Linked DNA regions of Homo sapiens: all the other regions are linked to region 3. Evidence: chromatin loops called from intact Hi-C (ENCODE). Cell type or tissue: Caco-2. All regions are shown on one strand. Each heading gives the region's core, and the rest is flanking DNA. Links, peaks and the distances in the headings are about the cores only. Region 1 has its middle 83 kb from the start of LINC03140. Region 2 has its middle 65 kb from the start of LINC03140. Region 3 has its middle 4.4 kb from the start of LINC03140.

Region 1 (8,247 bases), core at 2,477-6,476, 79 kb after region 3:
TGAACCTGAGTTTTTTCATCTCAAAACCCTGGACTTTTTCCATTGAGCCCTTATCCCTTTGGAGTTTCTCTGACAGCTGGGTGGATCTTCCCCCATGACTTCACAGAGCCACTGAAGTTGTATACTCACTGAGGTGACAAAGGCTCCAGGTACCACCACCACCCCCTGACTACTGATCCCCCTGGCAAGATGCCAGTTTCTGTCTGTTATGCCTGCTGCTTCACTTTGGGAACACAGACTGTACCTTTTTTCTGAGGCTGGAAGGCTCCACAAGGGAGCAGAGACTTCCCTAAAAGGAACAAAATCAAGTCCAAAAGAATGTACGTCCTTTAGATGTGTTTGCCAACCTCTGCCAGTCAGCAGGGTCCCATGGTACCCAGGCTTGTTACACTGCAAAATCCTCCCCCACCCCTGCCACATAACACTCAGAATACACTTGCCACTGGAAAATATGACCAGGATGGGTTGGTCTGTTCTTTCCAGAAACTAGTGTCCCTTATCTTTCCACTGAAAGTAGGCTCCCAGCTCTGTCATTCAGATTCTCCTGGAGAGGTAAGGATACTGCTGGTGTGGGACCTGTGTCCTGTGTCAGACCAGGGAAGTGCTCCCAGGCTCCCTGACTTGTCCAGGGACTTTGGTCCTTTGGTATTTACATAAGAATCTACTACATGTTAAAGATAAAAACGTATTCCCCCAGGTCTTCCTAGTGCCTTGGGTGATCATTAAAAGACTCATTTTGTGCTTAACATAGAAACATAGATTCTCTTTCCATGGATCTTGGGAGGCTGAGTTTTTGGTGTTGAGATTCCCTGCCCTCTGAGTCAGACCCAGCATAGTTCCACAGAGATGGTAGTTGATTTTTTTTCTTTCCTGTGTGATGATTAAGATGGCCATCTGATGATTGCTGTAACCACAGTAGCCTGACCAAGGTTTATAAAAAGGGAGTAATAATTACAATTTGGGGGCCTTTCTCAACTCCCATCTTCATCTTCAATTTCTTCTACCACCTAACAAACTTTGAAGCTAAGTAGTTACCAGTTCAAGAATTTGGATGAGTTGTTCATGTTCCCACTGATACTGGTTTCCTAAGTATTTGCAAGGAAAGGTAAGGGAAACTGAGACTAACATTAGGTTAATCTCACTTCAATACCTGGCACAGACTAGCCCCTGAATAATCATTTTAAAATAATGAATTACAAAACAGATGATAAAACATTTAATAAAAAAAATCTATGATATGTTATGATACTCAATGTGAGGGGAGAGCAAAAGAAAAGCTCTACTTTACAGAAGAGTAACAGCTAATAAAGAAGCAGGGATGATAGAATTAGAAGAACCACTATCTTGCAATTCCCAGTGTAATATTTTGTTCAGGGAAGGATCATCAGTAAATGGGAAAGCCATTAGGTGAAAAATTGATGGGAACCAAGTTATTCATAATTCTTAAAACATCAACTGTCAGATCACTTGTTAATTGCCAAGGGGAAAAGATACCTTTATTTTATTTTATTTTATTTTATTTTATTTTATTTTATTTTATTTTATTTTATTTTTGAGATGGGGGTCTCACTCTGTTGCCCAGGCTGGAGTGCAGTGGTGTGATCACGGCTTACAGCAGCCTCGACTTCCCCAGGCTCAGGTGATCCTCCCACCTCAGTTTTGGCATTTTCTGTAGAGGTGGGATTGGCCATGTTGCCTAGGCTGGTCTCAAACTCCTGGGCCCAAGCGATCTGCTGCCTTGGCCTCCCATAGTGCTAGGATTATAGGCGTCTACCACCACGCCTGGCCCCACGTTTACAATAGAGAATTACAGGAAATAACATTTTAACCTAGCTGTTACCCAAAATACCACCAATAATGAGACAAAGTGACATGACATGCCCCTGTTATGGTGCGATGTGAAGTACACAAAAATATCACATATTAATATTCTGCCAAAAATATGTGAACTAAATATAATTATGAGGAAAAAACCATACAGTCATAAAATTAAAAATCTTAGGCTTTCTACAAAATAAATGACCTGGGCTTTTCAAAAATAAAAATAAATAAATGTCATGAGGCCAGGCGCGGTGGCTTACGCCTGTAATCCCAGCACTTTGGGAGGCTGAGGCAGGCGGATCACGACATCAGGAGATCCAGACCATCCTGGCTAACACGGTGAAACCCCATCTCTACTAAAAATACAAAAAATTAGCCTGGCATGGTGGTGGGCGCCTGTAGTCCCAGCTACTCGGGAGGCTGAGTAGCTAATGGACCCTAAATGGACTCTAAAATAAAGATATTTTAGAGTCAATTGGGGAAATTTAAACACAGAGTATACATTAGATGATATTAATCAATGTTCAATTTCTCAGATGCAGTAGTGGTTTTGAGGTTACCCAGGAAATTTTCCTTGTTCTTAGAAGATACATTTTTAAGTATTTAATGATGAAGTGTCATGATGTCTGAAATTTATTTTCAAATAGTTCAGCAATAAAATTATACATAGAATATATATATAATGTATATGTGTGTCTAGGCACATGGGTAGAGAGAGTGAGACAGAAAGCAACTGAGGCAATATGTTAACAATTGTTGAATTTAAGTGAAGAATATATACGTATTGTACTATTCTTCCAACTTTTCTGAGGGCTTAAAGTTTTTCAAAATAAAAAATTTGTAGGAGAAAAAAGAATAAAGGATGAAAGAAATGAGGAACAAACTAAACTTCACCTTCTGAATGAATTCAAAAGCCCAAGTAGGTCTTTTCCTGAAATAGGTGAGAAAAATTGGAAAGATAAGCAGAATAAAAAGGCAATAGAATCATAGAATGTCATAAGTTAAAGGGTCTTTAAAGTCCAGTGTGTGGACTAGTTCTGAGAACCGTTTTACAAGAAAAAGCTTTTGGTAAAATAAATAAGGGAAATGCATACTCTGCCTCCCTCTTGGAGCATCGTGGTGAATATTATTAGCACACTAAATTTCTGAATAAAGAAATATGTTTAATTTTGTTTAATGTCACAATTCCTAAACTTATTTGACCATGGAATGCCTTTTTAAAAATATTACTCCTTGAATACACATGTCCATACATACATACCTACAGAGTGGAATAATCGACACTGGAAACTCCAAAAGGTGGGAGGGCAGGAGGGGGGTGAGGGTTGAAAATGTACCTATTGGGTACTACATTCACTATTTGGGTGACAGTTACACTAAAAGCTCAGACTCCGACAGTATGCTATGTGCGCATGTAAGAAATCTGCATTGTACCCTCCAAATATAACAGAGCAAGACTCCGTTTGGAGTCTGGAGTGCAGTGGCGCGATCTCAGCTCACTGCAACCTCCGCCTCCCGGGTTCATGAGATTCTCCTGCCTCAGTCTCCCGAGTAGCTGGGACTACAGGCACCCACTACCACGCCTGGCTAATTTTTGTATTTTTAGTTGAGACGGGGTGGGGTTTTGCCATGTTGGCCAGGTTGGTCTCGAGCTCCTGACCTCAGGAGATCCACCCACTTTGGCCTCCCAAAGTGCTTGGATTAGAGGCATGAGCCACCGTGCCCAGCCAAAAATAATTTTTAAAAAATTACTCCCATTAATTTCCTCAGAAATAATGTTCCTCACAATACACCTAAAGAAACCTTGATCTAGCCCAACATCCTTATTCTGGCAGGTGAAGAAATGGAGGCTCAGACCAGTTGATTTTTTCAAGGTCACAGAGAAAGAGCTCTTGTTGCCCAGGCTGGAATGCAGTGGAGCGACCTCGGCTTACCGCAACCCTTGCCTCCCGGGTTCAAGTGATTCTCCTGCCTCAGCTTCCCGAGTAGCTGGAATTACAGGCATGCACCACCATACCCAGCTAGTTTTTTGTATTTTTAGTAGAGATGGGGTTTCACTACTAAACCCCATCAGGGTTGGTCAGGCTGGTCTCAATCTCCTGATCTCGTGATCCACCCGCCTCGGCCTCCCAAAGTGCTGGGATTACAGGCGTGAGCCACCGCGCCTGGCCCCTGAAAATGTTTCTTATAAAGATCATGCGACTTGAAATATTTAACATCATTTTAACCAACAAAAGCCCCATATTTTCTCCCATTTACAGACGTTCTACATATAGGATCTGTTTTGCAAACATGACGCTGTTGTTTATAACCATGGAGACATATGTTGTTTGCGCTTAATATTGTACTGTATGTGAGAAAATGAAATGCCTTCTATATGTGATGCTAATTCAAATTTTATCTTGTTATATGGACTAAATATTACATGGAATTGTGATAGAATCGCCCTGTCTTAAGTACACTGTTTATTCTAAGAGTTGTGATAGGCTAAGGGGGGAAAAACCCCAAGTTTTATTGCTTTACAAGCCAACCACGTTAAGAGCATACATCTGCTTTAAAACTATACAATTTCTTTTCTAGTGCCCAAGTAGATTTGCTCTGGGCTCAAGCAGTTATTAAACCCCGGCGCTGTCTCTGATAGCTGCAGTTTGCATTCCAAGCATGAGCACAGTGCTGGGGCAGGACAGGCTCGGCTCAGTCAACAGATGTCAACTCCCCTTGTAAACGCAGCTGCTCTGTCTCACAACTGGCAAAGAGAACTGAAGGAGTTCCCTTCCCTTTATGGCTTTTATCTCTCTGGCTAATAGGGGATGATGCTTAAAGGAGGTAATTCTTGAGCAATAAATCCAGACTGCAAATAAAACAAGGGAAGAGGGAGGAAAATCACAATGTAAGAAGTTTCCTTTGTTTACTACGCTTAATTGGGATTCCACACATGAATGAAGAAGAGAAGACGGTCTCTCCCAGGGTGACTGGGAAAGGGAAAAAAAGGTGGGTTCCTCTGTCTGTGTGCTTTTTAATGTGCAAATTAGTCAGAGCCTTTTCCAACCCAGGAAAGCTTACAGTTCTGAGTACAGGGTCAGTGTCTTAGTAGTGCTCAGTAAATATTAATTGAAGGGGATGATGGCTTTAAGGGGTGAGCTTCATTCCATTCTCTCAGGACAGCCCTCCAGCCAAGTACCTAAAGGTCACTCTGCCTCTTGCCTCAAGCATTATCTCAATGACCCCTTTAGTTAATGAGAAAGCTCTCAGTTCTCTTGTTTGCCTTCCAACTCATCTTCAGTTCTTGCCAATTTATTCCGCCTTCTGCACTTAGAGGCCGCTGAGAACAAAGCAGGGATGAATGGCAACAACAGCTGCTGCAGCCCCACTTCTTGGGCACAGTCCTTCACCATGGAGCTCTCCAAACTACCCTCCTTGAGCTGGCATTGAAGAGGAGGGGCTTGAAGGAATAGGCTGGAGAACTGGGTAGGGGCTGCAGCAAGGAACATAGATTGTGTTTTTGTTTCCAGCAACTCACTCCCCATTCTGACAGATTACACAGACTTGTGTGACTGGTGAAGGGTATCCAGGTTCTTGGCATTTTGAACAAAGAATTGGACAAAAATGCACAAACAAAGCAACAAAAGAGAAGCACAGATTTATTGAAATGAAAGTACACTCCACAGAGTGGGAGCAGGCTCGAGCAAGCAGCTCAAGAGCTCTGGTTACAGAATTTTCTGGGATTTAAATACCCTCTAGAGGTTTTTCATTGGTTATTTGGTGTACATCCTGTGTAAATGAAGTAGTGGCCCACGATCAGCCCAATTGGTTAAGGAAAACAATCAATCAGAGGCTGAAGTTAAGTTACAAAGTTGCAACCTATGCAAACGTCTGATTGGTTGTGGAAAGTGACCAATCAGAGGCTGAAATGAAGTTATAGAGTTATACTCCTATGCAAACGAAGACTTGGCCCAAGATCAGTCTGATTGGTTGTGAGGGGGGACCAATCAGAGGTACTTTCAATTTTTCATCTACCATGTGGAAAAGCGGGGAAGGGGGTTGCAAAGGCAGTAGCCTCTCATCCTTTTGTTACTTGGGTGTGGAAAGTCAGGCTTTTCCTTTTGATTTAGTTCTAGGAAGTCAGGGTAAATCAGCCTTAGGTTCCCTGCCTCCAGACCCTATTCTCCTTCTCTTGGAGTACCTCCTATGGGAGAGTCTACAATTTCTGCACCTTTGATGTCAGGCTTGGGCACGTGAGTGACTAGGCCTTGTGGGTGACCTTGACTATGCCTCATCTGTGCCAAATCTTTAAGAGTGATTGTATTCCACCAGCTCTCTTGCTGTTTTCTCTCTGTCATAGGAATGGCATACCCCAAAATGGACTGCTCTTTCAGCCTGGATCTGGAATGAAGAAGACATAAAGCCAGTTTTGATGCACCTGTCTTCTTTATTCCAGATCCAGGATAAGTATTTGTAGTTGTAACTGAGATTTTGGGGTTGCTTGTTACAGTAGCAGAGCTGACTAATGCATACCCTGCAAGTGCAGTGGGAAAAAGAAGTTTGTGACCTGAGTATCCCACCAATACTTGTCTTTACCCATCAGGCTGCCAAACTGTGATGAATAATAAGAGCTCCTGCAGCTCTTGTACCTGCTGTTTGACACTGCCTCAACAGTCTCCTTGACTAAATAAAGCGAGTATATTGTATAATATGGCATTCCAACTGCCAACACAGCAAGCAAGGGGCTTCTAGAAAGGGAATCCCCTCTAAGGTTGGAGAAATCTTAGCTTTCTCCAAGATTCTCATGTAAAACATTGTATCATTCACTTCTCTGAGCAGAAATCCAGATAAACCTAGTGCCTTCTCCAACCTTGGAGGTACTAAGCTGCCTTCTAAGAGGAGCAAAGGGACCTGTGGTAGAGTGTCATGATGATATGGGTAACTTTGACTCATTTATACTTTGCTTTTTATCTATGGTCTTCCTCCAAAGCATATGCTTAGTGTAAATTGTAACTAAATACTGATTTAGACTAATGTCCGAGTGGAAAATAACTATCTAAAAATAAAATATTCATGAATTTGAGTTCAATTATAGCTTTATGTTGTTGTTATTAGGGACTATCCTTTGTTGGTTTAAGTCAGCTCTGTGCCTTTATGAAGATGGTTATATGAAAATATTGAATTACACAGCTTCCTTTAGGAACTCTTTGACTGTAAAATTTTCACACACTTGTGAAATTTAAGCAGATTACATTATACCAATAGATTTTTGATAGCTATCTTAAAATAATGAGTTCAAACCAAGAGACGATTATAACTGACAACAGAAATGTAACTGTGAACTTTAAAAATATGCTAATGCTTGTCCCTATATAGAAATATTAGCTTAAGTTCTTTCTGTGACATATGTGTGTTTATAATCTATTTTTGTAATAGGGTAAAAAAATCAACTCCAAAAATATCACTCTCCCCTTTGACATTTATCAGTGATAGCAATAATGCCAGCGAGCATTAGTACACTGAAGAAGTACAGAGATGCCTCCTAAGGCATATCTTTAGGTTTTATCTTTAAATGATCTCCTTATCCCTGACTTAATTTGAATGATGTTTTAGATCAAATTCATATATAATGAATGGTGACTATGTTGATCTGGTCCTGCTCGTTTTTACAGGTTTAGGGTCTTACAGAATACATAAAGCTCATAAGGGGGACTTAAAATGATTTGGGGAGACAGACAGACAGATAGATATATGGATAGATGGATAGGTGTATGAAAAACCAGATGAAAGAATGGATAGATGGGTTGCTTCTCTACTCCAAAAATAAAATAAGAAAAGAAAAATATTACGTAGTCATTTCTGTACTGATACTAATTTAATCTATTTCAGAAAGAAGGTCATATTTTCTTTCAATTTAAATAATGCAAATGCAAATAAATATAAATTAAATTGTGATAACGATTGTTATCATGGCAAAAAATTAAAATGCCTATCTCGAGGCATCTTTTGCCTTTAAGTGCTACTTTTCTCTTACTCTTGGAGGCTCAGTGGTGATTAATGATATTCTTCACACTCTCAAAGGCTTTCTTTAGGAACCCTTTCCCAGTGACCCCACAAGAAGACAAGGCTTCACCAGCTACGGAGGACATATGGTTTAAAGATCCTCAATTACTCTAAGGTAGTCACAGGCTGTGAACAAAATTTCTGTCATATTCCTGTAATGCCTTTTATAGGGAGAAGCAGGGAAATCCAGATTAGAATATAGTTTTCCTGGTGAGATTTGATGAGGTTTATAATTGTCTGAGAGTTTGGTTCCTATAGCTCCTAGACCCCTAAGGTTTTAATTATCAAATATTTGATTCAACCTTGAAAATAAGAACCTTTGAAAGAAAAGCAACACTTCCCTCCTTTGAAAAGCCTATATTGACCTTGCACCTCTATCTA
Region 2 (8,247 bases), core at 2,021-6,020, 60 kb after region 3:
ATTACAATAACCCTCTTGTTGAAACATCACTCATTTTTACTTGCAATAATCACACTTAGAAATTACACGTATTTCTCAGCCAAACAACGTAATTTCCTGCTTTAACTGAGCATCTTAGCCTTGCACCCAGTGACAAACCTCTCTACCTATTTCACATCCACCTCACAGAGTGGAAGGAAGGGAATGAAAATCTTATTATTTATGGATATAGAAATTGAGAACAATACAAAGGGGCCAATGAATCAGAGGTGCCATTCTGCCTTACAGTGGGGTCTTCTTTGCCAGGACCTCAGGCACGATTCTTGTGATCTCTGTCTTCTACTCATTTGCTGTATTCCCATTCTTCTTTTTTTCTTAGAAAACTGGTTTTTAAGAAAACATTAAAAGGCCGGTGCAGTGGCTCACGCCTGTAATCCCAGCACTTTGGGAGGCCAAGGTGTGTGGATCACCTGAGTTCAGGAGTTCAAGACCAGTCTGGCCAACATGGAGAAACCCCATCTCTACTAAAAAAAAAAAAAAAAAAAAAAAAAAAAAAAAAAAAAAAAATTAGCCAGGCGTGGTGGCAGGCGCCTGTAATCCCAGTTACTCAGGAGGCTGAGGCAGGAGAATTGCTTGAACCCGGGAGGCAGAGGTTGCAGTGAGCCTAGATCACACCATTGCACTCCAGCCTGGGCAACAGACTGAGACTCCATCTCAAAAACAACAACAACAACAAAACATTAAATAGTATACAAATGCCATGCATTTAAGTGGAACACAGTGCCAACACATTACCAATTATTCCAAGCACATACATGAAACATACATATAGAAAGTATTGTTTCCAAATTGGAATGTGCATTCTACAAGGAAATATTTAAATCAAAATGAAATAGCGGGGCTTCATCCTTCTTTGGACAGTACTTTAAAGCAGAGCAAGGAACCATAGCTCTTTTTCCTCACTGTATCAAATGAGGATGCATTTCCCAATTTGTTTATTCTCCCCCTCAAAGAGTGCTGGATCTAAGTTGTGCCCAATTAAGGTCTGTGCTTACAAGTACATGCCTGTAGCGTCAATGTTATTTGAAAATTCTTTATGTAAACTTATTCAGCATTTATCCAAACATAATATTAATCTTTAAGGCTTTTAGATTTAGCCCTATAAAGTACTATTATCATTGTATGTTTACCCATCTTCAGTTTCCCATAACAAAATATTCAAATTTGTCTGTAAATATGTAGAGGGTAGAAAAGGTGAATTCTTCTTGTAGAAAGAGCATTAACCGGAGCATTGCACTTCTTGTTGGGAATTAGTGCAGCAATTTTTCTGTAGATAAAAGAACCTCTTATCTTATGAAGAGCTGCATTAATTACAGCCTGAAATTCTGTTTCACGCATCCTCTTTCAGAGCCAAGGAGAGAGCAGAGAAAATGTGTGCTGTTGGAAATTTGTACTTCCATTTTCTTTTTCTTCTTGGAAAATAGCTTTTCTGAAAGGTAAATAGTACACAAATGCCATGAGTTTAGGTGGAACACAGTGCCAAAGCAATACTAATTGTTCCAACAACAGCAGCAGCTATAACTTTAAAACCAAAAAACAAATTCCAGTGTTATGAGTAACTTTGCTGATCATAATAAAAGAAGATGAAATTTAATGTCAATAGCAGTGTGAGTGTAGGAGGTAATTCTATTTCATTTTCTTTTCAAACAAAACAGAAATAGAACATGGTTATACAAGCGAATAAAAAAACCCAGGTAGTAAATGGTAGAGAGATATCTTCAATCTATATTGAAGCCAAAAGCTTTGGTTTTAGAGCTATAAAAAGCAGTTTTCACTTTCTAGAATCTATATTAAGAGCTATAGTTCTTATTTGTTCCCATTATCTTTATTGGGTGTTGGTGTCCAACAAAATAAATGGATATATAGGAGGAAAGTGAGAATAATCTATTGAGAAGACATTCACTATGACAGAAATACTATTGTACATGCAAAATTTACCAACACTTACTTCCTGTTTTCTTCGCACCTCTTCATGAACTTTGTTCTCTTTCTTATTCACCATAACCTTGCCCAAGCTTTGTTCAATGATTGCTTTCAAAGTTTGCATGCATGCAAGCCTGCTATATAGTGGTACTGCCTATCTCCTCAGGGTTGGGGAAAAGATTCTTTCCTTATTTATTTATGTGCCTATAAAGAAAGTCAGGATATTTTTTTTTTTTTTGAGACAGAGTCTTGCCCTGTCCCCCAGGCTGGTGCGATCTCGGCTCACTGCAACCTCTGCCTCCTGGGTTCAAGCGATTCTCCTGCCTCAGCCTCCCGAGAAGCTGGGACTACAGGCATGCGCCACCATGGCCAGCTAATTTTTGTATTTTTGATAGAGACAGGGTTTCACAATGTTGGCCAGGATGGTCTCGATATCTTGACCTCGTGATCTACCCGCCTCGGCCTCCCAAAGTTCTGGGATTACAGGTGTGAGCCACCGGCCAGGATATTCTTATACATTGTTTCTATAGATCACATTCTCCAGACCACATCAAGGAAAAGCATCGGGTCAAGTGGAATACCTAGAAGATGTTAAGGAATTAAAAATAGTTGCAGGCAAGCCTAATTCTACCAGGGAATTAACAATTACTATTCTGTAAAAATTCTGAGATAATTAAGCATGTTGAATTTGTTAAAATAACTGAAACCAATATGGAATTGAGTTTCTTCAAAGTAAAGCCAATTGTCCTTTGATGCTCAGAATGAGTTCACATTTACAAATGGTGTTGCCTGGTATAGTAGAAAGAACCCAACAAACCTAGGTTTGAATTTCCTATCTGTCACTGATTGGCTGGTGACCTTGGCCCAGTACCCTCCCGAGATTCAGTACTTCTCCACAATGGGAAAAATGATACTTACCTTGCAGGGCTATCAATAAGGATACAGCTGTTGTATAAAGTGTCTAGAAGAGGGCCTTTCACAGGCTCAAAAATAAGTTGCTTTTGTTGTTGTTGTCACTAATCACCTTGGCACACTACTTTTCCATCAAATGCCTCTAATACTATGATGAATAGGAAGACCCTTTTGAACTACAAATAACACATAAAATAATAAAAATGCCTTAAATTCAGAGACCACTTTTGATTCAAAGTACTCAAAACACTTTTCTGTTTCTTGTCTGGTGAGCTCTGTTAAGGGAAAGGAATAATATTTCAGAGAACATGAGAACGTACCCATGCAGGTACAGGAATTTGACAGGACATCACTGTCTGGCAACAGTTGGCTGTGCCACTTTCACCAGCCAGTTCAGGCTGAGTGAAGGCACAAAACAAAATGGCACTATGAGGAAAGTGGACAAAAGGAAACAGGGGGCAAACCCTTCACGATTTAGGCCACCAGAGATGTCTCAAATAATCTTGTCCAGGCTGGGCACGGTGGCTAACACCTGTAATCCCAGCACTTTGGGAGGCTGAGGCAGATGGATCACCTGAGGTCAGGAGTTTGAGACCAGCCTGGCCAACGTGGTGAAACCCCATCTCTACTAAAAATACAAAAATTAGCTCGGTGTGGTGGCGGGCACCTGTAATCCCGGCTACTCAGGAGGCTGAGGCAGGAGAATCGCTTGAACCCGGGAGGCAGAGGTTGTAGTGAGTTGAGATCACACCACTGCACTCCAGTCTGGGCAACAAGAGCGAAACTCCGTCTCAAAAATAAAATAATAAAATAAAATAAAATCTTGTCCGGTATACCAAAGGCAAATCAATTCACATCACCTAAAAAATTACTTACAGAAATTTGGAAAAATGAGCAATTTAGACAAAAGCAAAGAATTGAGGCAAAGATCTGGGCTCCTCTGACAAAAATCATTTTAAAAAATTTTGTCCAGAATTAGCCCAGTCATTGCTTCCATTCTCAGCTTTTCACAAGCTGTAGAAATAGAGCCAAACTTAGTTCCTTCAGGTTTCTTGTTGGCTGCAAAATGATATGAGGCCTTTCATCTCCTCCCTGATGTTGCAATCCTTTCTCTTTGCGACTGCCTCATCCACCACCTGCCTCACGCCAACACTTTGCCTACTATTTTCTCCTCTGTCCCTCCTTCCCGTGTGGCCATTTGGCCCGCTGGCCGGGCAGCAGGCGGGCTGTCACGTGACCGAATCCCAGCGGCTTTGCAGCACCCACGTCCGAGTTTTCCATGACGCACCTGCTGCCGTCACGTTGGCTCCCATGTAAATAAATGGTCAAATCTTTTCCAAAAGTGGTTTTGACAAAGAACGGCTTAAACCGCCAAAGATGTTGACAAATGGGCTGTTATCTAGGAGAGTGAGTAAAGCAACCCATTTGAACGACAAGAACAGATAAGGCCCAACTCTTTGTCTCCTTTCCTCTTTTACATTGATATTCCCGGGGAGACAAAGGGGAAGAAGAAAAGGAAAGAAAGGCAGATCTTTAGCACTGGCTGTCCCAGAGTTGATTAGGATGCTGATCTGTGTGGCAGGCTTCTAGGTTCTCACCCAACTTCTTGGCTGCTATTCAAAGGATTTAACAGTGCTCTTTGTAAATAGTGGTGTACAAAGCCCAACTAAAAATAGTACATTTCCAGGGTCTGAATCGGGTGAGTGGAATGAGTGGCAATGGCTGTATTGTACAAGACAGATTACAAGCAAGTTACTTGATGGTACTTTATATGCAGGGTTATTCACATGCTTCATCTGGTTTGGTTAAATAATGCAAACACATTTACCAACGTACATGATCGTTTTGTTTATTTATGCTCTGGAGAGCTTGTGTGTGTTTATGACAGACAAATGTACATGTTCTATTTTCTGACAATCAAACAAAGCTCTCCCTGATGAGGTAAATAGCTGAGTTAAATAGTGGAGTGAGGGCTCCTGAGAATCGCTGATGTGACACCATGGTGGTTGTTAATGACAGGTTTCCTGCTGCGCTTGCTGCCCTGAAGGATTTTTGCTGAAGGTGGGAATCAACAAGAGGCTCTGACAACTAGTGAGACTGCTAGTTCTGGCTGAAATCTCTCTGTGAACCATGAGTGTGAAAGCTTCTTCCTCACTAGGAGTTTTTCAGGATGAGAGCAACTGCATGTGTGCTTCCTTCCCCTCACCCCTGAGGCTGAGCTGTGTTGGGTGGGGAGGTGAGGTTCTCATCCTTAGGCCAGAACAGATGTTGCCTGTGCAGGCTGTGGAAACAAGGAGTCACCAGGACCTCTCAAATAAGATTCAGACTCAGGGAGAAGCCTAAAGAAATGAAGTAAGACCATTATTTTCCCAGACGAAGATACTAGGAAAGTGTTTTGCAGTCTTTTGAAAGCCAAAGCTACCCCCTCCTAATGTTTTCAACCGTAAGCAGTGGTTATTCCTGTATATTTTGAGGTGAGAGATTGTCTCATACCAAAATATAATATATTTTCTATGTAAGTAATTGTCTCTCAGGCAGTTTGGAGACTCTCTTATTTAATACAGTGTGGAAACCCTTGGGTGAAGCCCTTGGTCATTCTGGCAGGTCGATTTCCTCTTCGAAGATGGGGACTGAGAACAGGGACCGCTCTGGAAGGAGCTGGGCCAGGAAAAACATTATAGAGGATTCAAGAAACCCAGCCTGTGAATTTGGCAAACATTTATCCTACCCAAATTTCATGGGTTTAAATGGATGCATCTTGGGTGAATTGGGTCTGACAGCCTAGACTCTGTACACGTTGGCACTTGTCACTCTTCTGCATATGCTGCATGACTTTGGGAAAGTCACAGAAACTCTTTGACCCCCCAGTTTCCTCATCTGTAAAACAGGGAGAATAATGCCTACCTCATTAAGCAGATTGTTGTGAGGACTCAATTAGGCAATGTAAGTAAGGCGCTTGTCACATGGTCAAATAGATCCATTATAATGACAATGAGAGGCTATTAGACAGCATTCCTGGGCATAGCCTCTCACCTGCTTAATGACATCCTAGTGTCTCTCAAAATTGGTATCATCTCACATGTTGAACACTATGCAAATGTCTGATTCCTTTTGAGTATTGCCACCATCATCATTCTTATTATCTCTGAATGTTGAAGAATGAACACTCCAAAAAGCATTTAATGACAATTCCCATGACCTGTCATTCCCTTCTTTATCAACAAGGATGTCATAATTAGGGTTAATTTCTCTTTGAAGCTGTCTCAGAAGATAACATAAGCCATTATTTTGACCATTCTGGAATTTCCTGGCTTTTATTTCTTATGCTAAGGAATTAGAATTTTTCTTCACTAAGGTAGATTTTTGCTTACATCCCTAAAGAGCCAGGAGAGGAACAAATTTCACCTCTTGTTTGAAACTGAATTTTCGAGCCAATGAAAGACTATAACTGAATAGGCTTCTCTTTGGACACATCCTCAGGCATGAGTAAAATGAGTTCTGAAAGACCTGATGTAGTTTGGATATGTGAAGAGCCAAATGGCTTTTTCAAAGCCATGGTCATGGCACAAAACCCCACCATGTTTGTAAAGACAGCAAGGGCATGTGAGAGACGAGGTAGCCCTATGAATGGAAAAATCAAACCACGCAACACAAATGTAGATGGTAACCCTGCTTGAATCATTTGCAAGATTTGCTTTCAGTACCTGTGCTACAGCATTCTAATCTTATTCTACAAAGAAGGATCACTGTGACTACTACTGCTACTACTTTTAGTGGTTATCATCCAAAGTTAACTAAGTTCCTATAAAGAAAATCTTCTTGGCCAAATATATGAAAATATTGGAATTGACACGTTTACAAAATTTTCTCATCACTATACTTAAAAATCATATTGGAAAGGCAAAGGATTTTGAAAATTGTCCAGGTTTCACTTTCACTGGCCAAATTAAATGAATTCCTTTACTTTTCCTTCAGAAGGGCACAATCTTGCCTCTACAGAGCTTCCATTCCCAGAGGGAGAAAATGTACACACACAACAACTAAAAGAATGACACTTTCTCTTCCAGTTCATTAGAGACTTGCTTGTTTTGCTTTTTTGTTTCACTGTAAGCCTATCTGCTAATGTTTCAATCGTGTTCTAGACGTCAAGAAGGATTAAAAACTAGCCCTGTGCTCGTGGATCTTGTTGGGGAGAGGAATAACTTTCATCTAAAAACTACTCAAGACAGTACGCATAAGTGCCAATTAAATTTAATCAGCCACTAAAATAATGGCAGAGATCACCAAGGCTAGGGAAAATCAACATCAGGGTAGGATGGATGGCAAAGAAATGCTATTTGGTAAAGGTATGTGAAAGCGGCTGTTATGGGCTGAATTGTGTCTCCCCAAAATTCACATGTTAAAGTCCCAACTCACCCCCAGTACTTCAGAAAGTGACTATATTTGTAAACAGGATGTTTAAGGAGATAATTAAGTTACAATGGGCTTATTAGAATAGGTTCTAACCCATTGTGACCGATGTGCTCATGAGAACAGGAGATTTGGACGGATGCAGCTACAGAGAGAAGAGCAGGTGAAGACTCAGGGAGAAAGCAGCCATCTCCAAGCAAAGCAGAGAAGCTTCAGAAGAAACCAACCCTGCTGACACCTTGGTCTCTAACTTCTAGCCTCCAGAATGTGGAGAAAATATTTCTCTGTTGATGAAGCCACCCAGTCTACGGTACTTTGTTATGGCAGTCCTAGCAAACGGCAGTCTTGAGATTTGTTTAGGTAGAAAAAAGGGGTGAAGTGTGTACTATGCTTCTTCCTCTTCTGTTATTAAATATCTAACTCTTATTTGCATTTTCTTTTCCTTGTTTATGTCCTTGGCCCTACTGTTAGGTATAGAGGCTTGGGAGGTGATGAGGAGAAGGGAGTTGAGAAGGGAATTCAGGAAGGTAGAAGTGGGAGCAGAGAAAAGAAAGAGATGCCATCCTAGTGTTTTACTGGAGATCAGATTTGGAAGAAGCAACAAAAAGCAGCAATTATGAAAGCAGTGAGCAGTTTTGAAACTCAGGCATGGTATTAAGAATAAGGAACTACAGAGAATTTAACAAGATTATCGAAAATCTCAAATTTATCTGTACTCTATAAGGAAGACTTTATTGTTCACTTGTGGCCTTTTGATAAGTTCAACCTTTATCTTCTGAAGATAAATTCCAATATTATCATTATAGTTATGACTTATTTGATATTTATAACCCTCCAGGGTTGCCTTCCTGCCACATTATTTTTGCACTGTTGAAATACTATTTTGTCCATAGTGGATATAAGAGATGTAAATGTAATATGAAAGCATTTATATCAATTGTAAAGACATGGCAGGGCTATTTA
Region 3 (8,247 bases), core at 2,009-6,008:
CTATCATCTGGTGTTAATAGCCCTCTAGATTTGGTCTCAAAGTAATTTTCTGATTTTAGTTCAGTGATTTTTTAAATTCATATACCATGTTCTCTAACTAAACTGAACTACTTGAACCTTTTTTTATTACCCCATGTTTTCTGACCTCCATGCCCTTAATTATGCTCTTTCCTCAATCTGAAATGTCTGCACTTACATCTCCTCTCTACATTTTAAATTCTGTCCATCAAGAGCAAGCTCAAATGTCATCTTCTCAGATTAATTACCAATTCCTTCCTCTCTGCTGCCAGCCCACAAAATTTAATAATCTATTTTTTTGGAACCCCCAAATCATCTTGTCTGTGCTTCTCTTGTGGTACTTCTTACTTTTTACCCTATGTTATAGTATTTTGCTGTATTTCTTCTCCCCAGTTAGACCATAAGCTCCTTGCAGGTACATCTGACTGATTCATCTTTGTTTCCCAGAGGCCTGGCATGGTAACTTGCACATAATTGGTGTTTAAGAAAATTTTATGAAACAAATAAACAGTGGTCAGGCACGGTACCTCATGTCTGTAATCTCAGCACTTTGGGAGGCTAAGGCAGGCAGATCATTTGAGTCCATGAGTTCGAGACCAGCCTGGGCAACATGGAGAAACTCTGTCTTTACACAAAATACAACAATTAGCCAGGCATGGTGGCGCATGCCTGTAGTCCCTGGTGCTTGGGAAGTTGAGGCAGGAGGATCATTTGAGCCCAGGCTGCAGAGGTTGCAGTGAGCCCAGATCGCACCATTGTACACCAGCCTGAGCGACAGAGTGAGACCCTATCTCAAAAGGAAAAAAGAAATAAACAGTGTGCTTTTATATAAAAGCCCAGGATTGTGGTTAAAAACTAATTAAATTAAATTAAATTAAGTATTTCTTATCTTAAACCCTAGATCCTTAGTTTTTCAGGGATATACAGGAAAAAAAAATGACCACAAGGATGCTTCTATTTGTAAGTTGAAAGGTCAGGAGATATTAATAGTTTGAATGCTGTGGCTTTCTGCCTGGGGCCATCAAACAGAACATGCTGTGCATTTTGCTGACCTTGGACAGTTGGCTAAGATGCAGTACTGAATGATCTAACTTCTTAAGAAGTGACTAATCTACAAGACTTCTGAATCATTGTTCCTTCCTGAAAATGGAGGAAAAGTTTGATAAAGAAAAATTCCAGTCTGAGAGGATTGTTACAGTTTTTTTACAACATTGTAAAGCCTAACAAACAACATAGCAAAAAAAAAAGTATATTCTATTTAAATTTATATTATTTATAGTCATTCTATATTAATCACTTCTAAGATAAATGAAATCTTCATGGAAACAGCAGGCAAAAACATTGGCTGATTATTTCTCTCGTATGAAATGCTAAACTATGAAATTCAAATATATTTGGAAAATTCAATCATATATTTATTTCTTAATAACAACTAATGAACTTATAGAGAAACTCATGTAAAAATTCAATAGCATTTGAAAGGTAAATAAACAGCACTAATGAGCTTTATTATAATACTTTCCCACTTATGATGTATGTTTGTGACTAACATCTGTTGGATAGTATTTGAGATTAGGAAAACTTATTTTATTAAAAAACAGGAAAATTTTACTTAATAAGTTAACATGGATGGGAAATCTATTTGTAAGAAGTTCCATTTGTGAAAAGGTATAAATATGTGGTCACACATAGTTATATTTTGTTGATAGAAATAGATTTTATTAGATCAATAGAATCAGGCAACAATGACGTGGTCAGCAAGACATTCTGAGAAGTAGCCATGATGAAGAGAAAGAAGTCATCAAGTTTTTCATCCTTACAACCACAAAAGAGAGAAGAATGGGGTTCAGTTGGGACAACAACAGAGGTCATATAGAAATGGCTGGGTTGGGGATCAAAGGACACGGTCAGCCTATGAACTCAGGAATTCCTTGGGTAGATCTCTATCTGTGGTTTGTCCTGAGGGCACCATCATGGCCAATATAAGTAAACCAGGTGTTTGTGGATCCATGTTGTCTCACCCGTCCTGTGTGTAAGTATCACTCACTGGCATGGAATACAGGAGGGCTATTCTTTACAGGGCTTTCGTGGGTTGGTTTCCAATGGGAATCACTGTGATAGTCACTACCCAGTGGTTCTCCTTGCTCCTTATTTCTGCTAAAAGGGGATGTGTTCTCTCAGAGAAGTCAGCAACTGACTAAACCAAGTGACCACAGTCTGGGGTAGGCTCACAAAGGCCCAGTTCTGATGAATGCCCCCATAAATAAAAGGGTTACACTTTTTGCTGGCATAATTCCAAGAACTTGTGCTTTATGGCTTCCTCTTAAACTAGTCAAAAGAAGCTGTTCCATGCTTTAATACCTATGTACTAAGCTGGTTTCCCAGCCACTGTTTTGCTTTTGTTTTTTCCCAGAAAACTCGGAGGCCCCAGAGTATATGTAACAGATTCAGTGCATCCTTGGAAGACCTTTTCTACCTTCCCGATTGTGACTTTTTTTCATAGCTTCTCTGCAGTGCTTACCATACAACCAAATTAGTTCACTGAATTGAGTATGCTCTGTGTGAGATGTGAGCAAAACAAAAGCTGCTGGGAACACAGTAAGTACAAAATAAGATGTGAAATCCTTCCACCCTTACAAACAAACAAGACCCAAAACTAGGATCTTGGGTTTGATATTTTGTGGCTCTTTTAAAATTCCAAAATATTCCTTTTGCGTTAAATAGGGACAGTGTAATGCTCAAAATTGGGTTAAAGATCAAGGATTCCAAGTAAATCCAAAATAAAGATGATTGAAAAGAGCTAAAGAATTGTTGGGCTGCAGCAGCCAGGCAATTTTGGTGAATTTCCAGGAATTCCAACTTTTTGGTTGGGTTTGTTTTGTTAATAATATACCCCTTATAGCAGAAAAACTTAGGTCCAAAAGCACAACTCACAAACAAGACCTTCAGTGTAATGTTTTTATTCTTCCCAGAGGAGCAAGATTGCTGAGAGCCTATCCACTTGGCCACTTAAAAACTAGTCACCATGCAGAAAGTGCATTCTTAGAATGCCTCATGGAGTGACTCTTCTGTCTATGAGGTGTTTTTATCTTGTATGGACTTTAGTTTGGGATGCAAGTAGTCAGGAATGTCTAAGTCTACATTCTCCACAGAGTCCATCTGGTCCCCTAGAGAACAGTGAGAATTAAATATTAAACCATGGTAATAACGCTAATCTCAATGACGAATATCTGCAGTTTAATGTTTAATCCTTACTGTGCTCTAGGGCGTTTGACTCCAAATACCTGTCTGATAATGGTTAAGTGGGCAACCCCACAGTTACCTGCTCCTTTAGTTGTAATACCTTCCAATTTTATAGCTCTTAGAGTAACACTTTCATTGTAATAATCTCATGTAATCCCCATAACAACCCTGTGTGTTATGTATTATTATCATATTTCACAAATGAGGTCTATGAGATTAGGTGACTTTCCTAAATCTTACAGCTAAGTAAGTGTCAGAACTGATACTGGAACGATAACATACAACTCCAAGTCCCAGCACTTGCTACAGCCACAGTTACCTTCCAGGTAATTATTAATACTTTCAAGATACATTCTCAAAGGAACACTTTAAGAAAAGTTTTATCTATCATCACAAATTAAAGGGACTTTGGTACCTAAGACAGGTCAACCATTGTTTGGTGCTGAACGCCCTAGAATTTAATGTCGTATGATCTACCAGATTGTAAAGGAAACTGAAAAGATGGAGGAGGAGCGGTATAATTAAGGAAAAACCAAGCAGTAGATTTTTACTGCTCAGTTTTATTTTTAAAAAGCTAAATATTTAAGGTTATTTAAAGTCATTTTGAAGCTGATACCATGGTTTCAATACAATGTTTAAATGAGGCCTTTTAGGGCTATGCAAGTTGTTGGAACTATGGACCCTTTTCCACCAGCAGGGGGCAGTAGGCATTTCCCCATCGGTGTCCTCCTGTTGTATTAAGAGCCCCATGCCTGGCTCCCCACCACCACCCTGGGTGAGGAGTCTGAGGATAGCAGAATAGAGTGTGCTGACTTGGTTTAATTCCTGAAAGTCTCGAGCTCTAACACTCTCTAGTAGAATGCATCAAGGTATTGGGTTTCTCTACAAATTTTATATAAATTCCAGGAATTGGGAAGAAAAAATTCAAGGGTGTGCAATGAACTTTCGTTATTCAAGATCAGAATAAGCTGCTAAAATATTTTTGTTAATTGTTGGAAGTCCAATTTGTACTTATCTTTAATGGACAAGGAATGCCAGAGCCTGCCAGGGACATTGATGGTAATAGTCAGCTCACTTTCTATCTTTCATTTTTTTTTGAGACTGAGTGTCACTCTTGTTGCCCAGGCTGGAGTGCAATGGTGCGATCTCGGCTCACCACAACCTCTGCCTCCTGGGTTCAAGCGATTCTCCTGCCTCAGCCTCCTGAGTAGCTGGGATTACAGGCATGCGCCACCACCCCTGACTAATTTTGTATTTCTAGTAGAGTCAGAGTTTCTCCATGTTGGTCAGGTTGGTCTCGAACTCCCAGCCTCAGGTGATCTGTCCGCCTCGGCCTCCCAAAGTGCTGAGATTACAGGCTTGAGCTACAGAACGCGGCCTAGTCTGCTCACTTTCTAGAGAGAATCCTTTTCCCTCTACTCTACGAAAAGGGCTGAATAAAGAATATCACAAATTTATATCATCCTGGGCAGTTGAGTTGCAAGTCAGTTATGTCCAGGCCAGCAAAATGGCCGAATGCCTGGATAGTATGATTATTATGAATAGTGGTAAAGCCTGAGGAATGTAAGAAACAGAGATACCCCTAAAAGAGAAGCAAGGTGCACACAAAGTCCCCATAGAACCTGTGAGAATGACCTCTAGGGAATCTTGACCTTTCCTCTTCATCTCCAGTGCCCAACCCTTTCCATTTTCTCTCTCCCTAGACACAATCAGGCTGTAAAACGAAATCTGTCAGAAAGCACTGATGTATTTTAAGCTTGTAGAGGAATTTCAAGGAGAAAGAGACTCATACCTCAGGGCCCCTGGGTCTCAGGCTATGAGCTGATCCTGAAGCCAGAACCTGGTAACCCACCTAGGTAAAACAAACCTTGTTACCTTCCTAGGTTCGGTAATTGGGTCTACAAAATAAACTGATAGGCCGGGCGCGGTGGCTCACGCCTGTAATCCCAGCACTTTGGAAGGCGGAGGCGGGCGGATCACGAGGTCAGGAGATGGAGACCACCCTGTCTAACACGGTGAAATCCCATCTCTACTAAAAATACAAAAAATCAGCCGGGCGTGGTGGGGGGCCCCTGTAGTCCCAGCTACTCAGGAGGCTGAGGCAGGAGAATGTTGTGAACCCCGGGAGGCGGAGCTTGCAGTGAGCCGAGATCGCGCCACTGCACTCCAGCCTGGGTGACAGAGCGAGACTCTGTCTCAAAAAAAAAATAAAAATAAATAAATAAACTGATAACAGGGATATTAACGACACAAAAAACAAAATTTTCACTGTAATTTTTAATATTTTAAAATATGATCTAAAGTTTTAAGTAATAAATTATTTTTAACGTATTTTGTAATATTACATGCACAGAGACATCACAGGAAAAATGTGAATACACAAGTGGGGATGTTTGAGAGCTTATATACACTGTCATAAGAGGAGAAGTGGAGAGAGGTTGTAGACCACTTAGGGAAGAGTCAATGAATTTTAGGAAAGATTAATGGACCCTTAGAAGAAGAGATGAGAGATATAACAGTTTGTGACAAAGTGTGTCTGGGTGTGGTGTCAACCTCTGGTCTCCTCTCTTGTGATTAAGAATCAATCTTTCCTGGTTGATGAAACTCCTGGGGAAGGAATTTATGACAATTGAGTTCCTCTTGGAGGATCTGTCTTTAGGCAGGTAATAAGAGCTTAGAGAAAGCTTCTTGCATTTGCTGTTTTTCAAGTGCCTTAAGCTCAAAATAATCAACATACCAAAGTGGCATATTTTGGGGTGCCATGTCCTGAACTCCTTCAACCTAATTCAAAAAGAAGTCTCAGCTACTGCCACAGTGGGATTTTAAATTGAAATGTGAACGTGCCTGAAGATATGTCCCTGTGTTAGTCAGCATGGGCTGCCATAACAAAATACCACAGACTGCATGGCTTAAACAGCAGAAATGTATTTCTCACAGTGCTGGAGGCTAGGAAGTTCAACATCAAGGTGCTAGAAAGATAGGTTTCATTCTCAGGCCTCTTCTTTTGGCTTGTAGGTGGCAACCTTCTTGCTTTGTGCTCACATGTCCTTTTTGTGCAAGGAGAGAGCAAGATTTCTGGCGTCTCTTTTCATAAGGATGCTAATCCTGTCATATCAGAGCCCCACCCTTGTCACGTCACATAGCCTTTGTTACCTCCTTACAGATCTTATTTTCAAATCACCTTAAGGCAAGGGTGCCCAATCTTTTGGCTTCCCTGTGCCACATTGGAAGAATTGTCTTGGCCCACTCAAAAGATATACTAACACTAACAATAGCTGATGAGCTAAAACTTAAAAAATCACCAAAGAAAATATCATACTTTTTTTTGTTTGCTTTTTTTTTTTTTTGAGACAGGGTCTTGCTCTGTAGCCCAGGCTGTAGTGCAGTGTCGCCATCTTGGCTCACTGCAATCTCGGCCTTCCAGGTTCAAGCAATTCTCCTGCCTCAGCCACCCAAGTAGCTGGGATTATAGGCATGTGCAGCAACACCCGGCTAATTTTTGTGTTTTTAGTAGAGACAGGGTTTCACCATGTTGGCCTGGCTGGTCTTGAACCCCTGACCTCAAGTGATCCACCCACCTCAGCCTCCCACAGTGTTAGGATTACAAGCATGAGACACCATGCCGACCTCATAGTGTTTTACAAATTTGTGTTGGGCCCCATTCAAAGCCATCCTGGGCCGCATGCAGCCTACGGGCCGTGGGTTGGACAAGCTTGCCTTAAGGGTTAAGGTTCAACATACGAATTTGGAAGGTGGAGGCATGGGGGAACACAACTCAGTCCTTAGTAGCATAGAAGTCCCCTTTCCCCATTCTTTGGGGTCAATATGCCCTAATCTCAGATGTGACCAGACCTTTTAGCAGACTTATCTAAAAGCATGAGAAAAATAAAAAGTAGTGCTTCCTCATCTGAAAGGTTACAGGCCCTCTCAAGTGAATGCTGATGAGGAGGATGTGTGGCCTTGGACTTCTGGACTCTATAAAAGGCCAGAATTATTACAGAGTGGCAGTTTAAAAATGCATCTTAAAGAACAGCAAATGTGTTCCATTTGGGGGGTAATTTTAATATTTGGATAGGCATTAGTACTATGTATTGGGTGTAATTTCAAACAAAAATAGTTTCATCAATGTGCCACATTTGACATTTAATATTATTCTGTCTCTGGGAACTGGATTCTCAGTTTTACAGATCCCTCTGCAAAGTCCATGCCCCCTAGCTACCCACAGCGTGACACTAGCTCTCTACTGTCTAGCTATGTCAGCATCACAGTGAGAATGCCCTAGCATCCAAACCATTATGGGTAAAGGAGATTTTGGAAATCAGCTAGCCACAGCAAGGGAAGCAATTGAAGTCATTAACTTGTTTTCTTCCAGCACAGAAAAGGGCATTTTCTTTGTCCTCAATTGACCAAAAAAATGCTTTTAAACACTCAAGGGGAAGTAGTTTGCAAATGGCGAGCATGTTAATGGTAGTTATCAATTTGACTCCCATTTCCCAGGCTGGAGAAGCCTGTGTGTGCAGTCCCTCAACACTGCCTTCTGAAGGCGCACCTCCTGCAGAGGTGTTGACGGGAAAGACGAGGAAGAGGGGATAATGTGACCTGCTTTCACCAGGAAGCTTCAGATCATTTCCCTTTGTCTCTGTGCCCCTTTGGGAGATTTTGATCCAATTTGCTGTGGTGAGAAGAAGCTCTCAACATTACAAGGGGGAAAAAAACCCAAAACTTTCATTTTCCTCCTAAGAAATGAAATTTTATTTCTGGATGACAAGGGCTTTGGAAGGCCATGGTGTGGTAAATGAGTGATCCTTTCATAGCTGTTGAACATCAGTAGACCACACATCCAAAGTATAGAGGCAGCTCTTAAAATACCAGCCAAAGGAAGAAATTTAGAGAGCAGAATGTCTTTAAGGAACTATGTGAATGTTATTGATTCTTTCAAATAATGGTGTAACCTCTGTGATAGAGCAACAATCTTCATGAGCTGTA

Evidence for each region. A loop is a pair of places that touch in the nucleus more often than their neighbours do. Peaks named below come from ENCODE experiments on the same cell type or tissue, not always from the same donor. Only the 100,000 strongest peaks of a DNase experiment are listed, where the experiment ranks them.
Region 1: it touches region 3 in a loop (5-fold over the local background); 14 of 110 quality-filtered maps call a loop at or near these places.
Region 2: a loop joins it to region 3, with 5 times the contacts of the local background. A loop is called at or near these places in 9 of 110 quality-filtered maps.

What each region holds. Positions count from the first base shown.
Region 1 is chr4:128,649,165-128,657,411 of GRCh38, forward strand. No RefSeq gene overlaps it. Among named protein-coding and RNA genes, the nearest start is that of LINC03140, 83 kb to the left of the region's middle. RefSeq lists an enhancer at 3,398-3,897. In Caco-2, for the core only: no CTCF peak of the experiment used is centred there; a DNase peak (open chromatin) is centred at 4,517.
Region 2 is chr4:128,631,251-128,639,497 of GRCh38, forward strand. No RefSeq gene overlaps it. Among named protein-coding and RNA genes, the nearest start is that of LINC03140, 65 kb to the left of the region's middle. In Caco-2, for the core only: no CTCF peak of the experiment used is centred there; a DNase peak (open chromatin) is centred at 4,111; H3K4me3 peaks cover 158 bases.
Region 3 is chr4:128,570,862-128,579,108 of GRCh38, forward strand. No RefSeq gene overlaps it. Among named protein-coding and RNA genes, the nearest start is that of LINC03140, 4.4 kb to the left of the region's middle. In Caco-2, for the core only: a CTCF peak has its summit at 3,946 (motif pointing right); DNase peaks (open chromatin) are centred at 3,070, 3,290 and 3,980.